2 separate regions of the Homo sapiens genome follow, and region 1 is linked to region 2. Evidence: read pairs that join two places in POLR2A ChIA-PET (ENCODE). Cell type or tissue: A673. All regions are shown on one strand.

The links. Peaks named below come from ENCODE experiments on the same cell type or tissue, not always from the same donor. Only the 100,000 strongest peaks of a DNase experiment are listed, where the experiment ranks them.
Region 1: POLR2A ChIA-PET joins it to region 2 with 17 read pairs; 3 of 35 experiments call an interaction of 5 or more read pairs at or near these places.

What each region holds. Positions count from the first base shown.
Region 1 is chr6:31,205,935-31,208,434 of GRCh38, reverse strand. No RefSeq gene overlaps it. Among named protein-coding and RNA genes, the nearest start is that of HCG27, 9.4 kb to the right of the region's middle. RefSeq lists an enhancer at 2,361-2,500. In A673, no CTCF peak of the experiment used is centred here; no DNase peak of the experiment used is centred here.
Region 2 is chr6:31,537,531-31,540,030 of GRCh38, reverse strand. It overlaps DDX39B (DExD-box helicase 39B), which reads left to right. Exons shown (of 11, transcript NM_004640.7): 3 at 757-884; 4 at 1,176-1,268. ATP6V1G2-DDX39B (ATP6V1G2-DDX39B readthrough (NMD candidate)) reads left to right here. Exons shown (of 13, transcript NR_037853.1): 5 at 757-884; 6 at 1,176-1,268. Among named protein-coding and RNA genes, the nearest start is that of SNORD117, 2.3 kb to the right of the region's middle. In A673, no CTCF peak of the experiment used is centred here; no DNase peak of the experiment used is centred here; H3K4me3 peaks cover 1,227 bases; H3K27ac peaks cover 461 bases.

The sequences.
Region 1 (2,500 bases), 330 kb after region 2:
TTGGGTTCCACTCAGGATGACCTGGAGGTGGGAGTTTTCGCATAGTGAGTGAAGGCCAAAAATTGGGACTATCTTTTGTCTCTCTTTTCTTCCCTTTGATCTCTATGTGCCTTTTCCACTCTGTCTTGGTAATTAAAGACACCAAAAGTTAGGTTTAGCAGTTCATTTATTGGGACTTGGGGATTTATGACTAGTTTTGTGACTTTTTCCTGATATCTGGGACAGACTGACTCATGAAGTAGGTCTCTAAGAGGATTTGGTTGTTTTTCTGTGTGTTACCTGAGAGAGGGAGATACAGATAGAGAGTGAGAGTAGGTTGCTTTTTGTTTTAGGGGGGCAATAGGATACTCTGCTATGAGTTGTCCCAGCAGGACTGGGCTCTTTAGGGAGTGTTTGGTGAACAAGCTGATAAGGACGGGGTGCAGAAGACTGTGTGTCAAGTGAGGAAGGACTACAGGAGTAGAAGCTTAAGAGGTTTGAAGAGTAACCCTGGACTAGATTGTAAGGGAGGAAAGTTGTTGGTAGGAGGTATTTTTCTTTCTTTTTTTTTTTTTTTTTTTTGAGACAGAGTCTCACTCATCACCCAGGCAGGAGTGCATTGGTATGATCTCAGCTCGCTGCAACCTCCGCCTCCTGGACTCAAGTGATTCTCCTGCCTCAGCCTCCTAAGTAGCTGGGATTACAGGCCTGCGCCACCACACCCGACTAATTTTTTTATTTTTAGTAGAGACAGGGTTTCACCATGTTGGCCAGGCTGGTCTCGAACTCCTAACCTCAAGTGATCCACCCACCTTGGCCTCCCAAAGGGCCACTGTTGCACCCAGCTGGTATATTTCTTATTATAGAGTCATTAATTATGTTAGATTTCCCCAAATTCTTTTTTGAGACAGAGTCTCGCTCTGTCACCCAGGATGGAGTGCAGTGGTGCGATCTCGGCTCACTGCAACCTCCGCCTCCCACGTTCAAGTGATTATCTTGCCTCAGCCTCCTGAGTAGCTGGGATTATAGGTGCAAGCCACCACGCCTGGCTAATGTTTGTATTTTTAGTAGAGATGGGGTTTCACCATGTTGGTCAGGCTGGTCTCGAACTCCTGACCTCATGATCCACCTGCCTCGGCCTCCCAAAGTGCTGGGATTACAGGCGTGAGCCACTGCGCCCGGCCTCCCAAATTCTTTTGAATAACATGAGCATAATAGATTTGGTATCAGTCTCTAAGGGACTGGTCTTAGTATAGAGCTGTCTGGTTAGTAGGGGGAATAATGTCAGGTTCCCCTGGGCCCTTGGAAAATCCCTGATCATCCTCTTTTTTTTTTTTTTTTTTTTTTTTTTTTTTGAGATGGCGTCTCTCTCTGTCACCCAGGCTAGAGTGCAGTGGCTGAATCTTGTCTCACTGCAACCTCTGCCTCCCAGGTTCCAGTGATTCTCCTGCCTCAGCCTCCCGAGTAGCTGGGACTACAGGCACGTGCCACCATGCCCAGCTAATTTTTGTATTTTTAGTAGAGACGGGGTTTCACCATATTGGCCAGGCTGGTCTCAAATTCCTGACCTCGTGATCTGCCCGCCTTGGCCTCCCAAAGTGCTGGGATTACAGGCATGAGCCACTGCACCCAAACTTCCTTTCTTTTTATTTAAAAACAGCAACAACAACAAAAACTCTAATTGTAAAACAGTATTGTTTGGGACTATGCAATGTTGAAAAGACCTAATCATGGAAATTTATTTATCTTTTTTTTCAGGTTAGTAATGGCCAACCTTATATGTGCCCTTAATGTTTTAATTTTGGCCTTAAAATAACAGCTTAGGACATGTAAGTAGCTATGTTCATTAGGCTTTCTAGGTCTCGTAAGGGGAATTTGGTAGAAAATATATTTCACCCAGCAATTAGTTTTCTTCCAGGGCTGGGCACTGTGGCTCACACCTGTAATCACAGCATTTTGGGAGGCTGAGGCAGGCAGATTGCCTGAGGTCAGGAGTTCCAGAGCAGTCTGGCCAATATGGTGAAACCCCATCTCTACTAAAAATACAAAAAAATTAGCCAGGCGTGGTGGCACACACCTGTAGTCCCAGCTACTCGGGAGGCTGAGGCAGGGGAATTGCTCGAACCAGGGAGGTGGAGGTTGCAGTGAGCTGAGATCGGGCCACTGCACTCCAGCCTGGGTGACAGAGTGAGATTTCATCTCAAAAAAAAAAAAAAAAAAAAGTTTTCTTCCGGTAAAGATAAAACTCTGCTCTCACCAAAGGCAGAGGAGCCCTGACACACAAAGCAGAAAGAAAGAAACTTTAGGACAATTTTTATCAGTCTTACGGGTTAGAGAGAAAAAGAAAGCAAATGAAAGTCTGTGAATACAGATGGATCAAAAAGGACAATAAATTTTCATGGAAGGACAGAATTCAAAAGGGGTGAAATGCAAAGAAGTGCAAACATAACAAGATGATTGTTAGTAGTAAGAAAAATGAAGATCTCCAGACATTGCAAATGAGGATTCCCAGACAGTGCAC
Region 2 (2,500 bases):
ACCACTGTGCACCAGCCGGGGCGACAGTGAGGAAGAAAAAATCAGGGGATAAGTATCAAAAACAATTTTGGATAGAGGAGGCTTATACAGGCTTATTCTTTCTTTCGTGATAGCACCAAAGTGCTAATGATCCAAAAGTGACTTCCAGGTCTGCCATTCATTCTTGTGACTGGCTTTTCTTGTCTGCTTATTTTTAATTTTGTCACTTGACTTCTAATTTTAAATTTCCAGAAAGGTCCTGCTTGGACCTGTAGTCTCCCTCTGTTGGGCCAGGCCAACTGTGGTCTCTGGAAACCTCTATGACTGGTTTAGAGATGACTGGCTTCTGGGTCAGGTACCAAGTCCTTCATTTTGTCCAGGGTTGTAGTAGTTACGTGACCCGAAGTATAGCAACCTAAGCAGGAGAAGTGGTCTGTGGCAGGTATTCAAATGTCATGAATTGTTACAGATTAAGAAAAATAAGGACAGAGCTAGGATCATTGAAGGTGAGCGGTTGGTAGATGCAAGGGGTTTGTTACTAGGACTGGGAAGGCCTAGATCTGGAGGAGGCTAAAGCTAGGAGGAATTAGGAGAGTCTGATTTTGAGGTGAATGTAATTGAGCAGAGAGAGGTAAAATGGGTCTGGAAGTTGGCAAGAACCAGGTAAATACTAGACTTTGAGAATTGAGTGGTAAGAAATGGGCTTGGCATGGTGAAAAAGGTAGAGTTATCTGGAGACTGAAGTCTAATTTATCTTCCTCCCCCCCCAACTTTTAGTCCAGCATGAGTGCATCCCTCAGGCCATTCTGGGAATGGATGTCCTGTGCCAGGCCAAGTCGGGCATGGGAAAGACAGCAGTGTTTGTCTTGGCCACACTGCAACAGCTGGAGCCAGTTACTGGGCAGGTATATTTGGGGAGAGTGCTGGGGAGGGGATTTTGGTTAGGACTATAAGGGAAGGGTGTTTTTGTCCTAGCTACATGATGCTTGCAGAGCCATGAGCACATGACCTCTGTTACCCTTGACAACCTGACAGCTGTGGGGGATGTTCTGTCGCAAGCGTGGGGTTCATGATTTAGATCACATAATTGAAGTCATTTATTATCGGCCCAGGTGTGTTTTTGTGACAGTCACTTCCCTAGAGGGGATAATGAAGAGCTACATTTACCATATGTCTCCGTCTACTTCCTGCCTAAGGTGTCTGTACTGGTGATGTGTCACACTCGGGAGTTGGCTTTTCAGATCAGCAAGGAATATGAGCGCTTCTCTAAATACATGCCCAATGTCAAGGTAAGCCAAGGTAAAGAGACCTGAGAGTGAGGGTGTGGCAAGTTGGAGGGATAAGAAACTTGTAGGCCAATAGTCTCTTTAATTTTGGAGAAGCTTTAGTTTGCTGTGGTGTAACAGAGTGTTGAGTTCCTATGTAACAGGAGGATTCGTAATTGGGCTATGGATGATGCTTAACACAAGACCACCCTTTTCTTACTACTTTATACTGACTTTGAATCATATCAGTTTAATAATTTTGGGGTATGTGGCAGAGAAAGCCGGAAACTTTAAAACAGCTCCAGTGGTGTGTGAATATTGAGGATTCTGGCCAAGTGCACAATGGCTTACACCTGTAATCTCAGCAGTTTGGGAGGCCAAGGCGTGTGGATTATTTGAGGTCAGGAGTTTAAGACCAATGTGGCCAACAGGATGAAACCCTCTCTCTACTAAAAATGCAAAAATTAGCCGTGCATGGTGGCACACACCTATAGTCCCACCTGCTTGGGAGGCTGAGGCAGGGGAATCGCTTGAACCCAGGAAGCAGAGGTTGTAGTGAGCTGGGATTGTGCCATTACACTCCAGCCTGGGTGGCAGAGTGAGACTCCCATCTCAAAAAAAAAGAAAAAATCTGATTGAAGTTAAGCATTTTTGGCAAGAATCCTTCATAGGTGATACTGTATCTCCTGTTATGCCACAAATCTGGTCGACTTATGTTAGTTATTTTATTTTATTTTTATTTATTTGTTTTGAGATGGAGTCTCGCTGTGTCCCTCAGGCTGTGAGTGTAGTGGCGCGATCTCAGCTCACTGCAACCTGCGCCTCCCACGTTCAAGCGATTCTCCCGCCTCAACCCCCCGAGTAGCTGGGACTACAGTGTGCCATCATGCCTGGCTAATTTTTGTTTTTTTTTAGTAGTGACAGGGTTTCGCCATGTTGGCCAGGCTGGTCTCGAACTCCTGACCTCAAGTGATCCACCCACCTCGGCCTCCCAAAGTGCTGGGATTACAGGAGTGAGCCACTGCACCTGGCCTCATTAATGATTTTAGATTTACCATAGGATTAGCGTCGTGACAGTCTGATTCCACAGTTGTTCTTTTCCCCCTTGAAACCAGAAAGTAGTTTCTGGTGTTATTTGATACTGTACCAAGGCCCAGATCCCCAAACAACTATTCACCTAATGGTTTTAACATGAAATGATAATATTTAGCCCGAAGCAGTAATTTCATGGGGTTTGTGTGAAAAGAGTTTGAGAT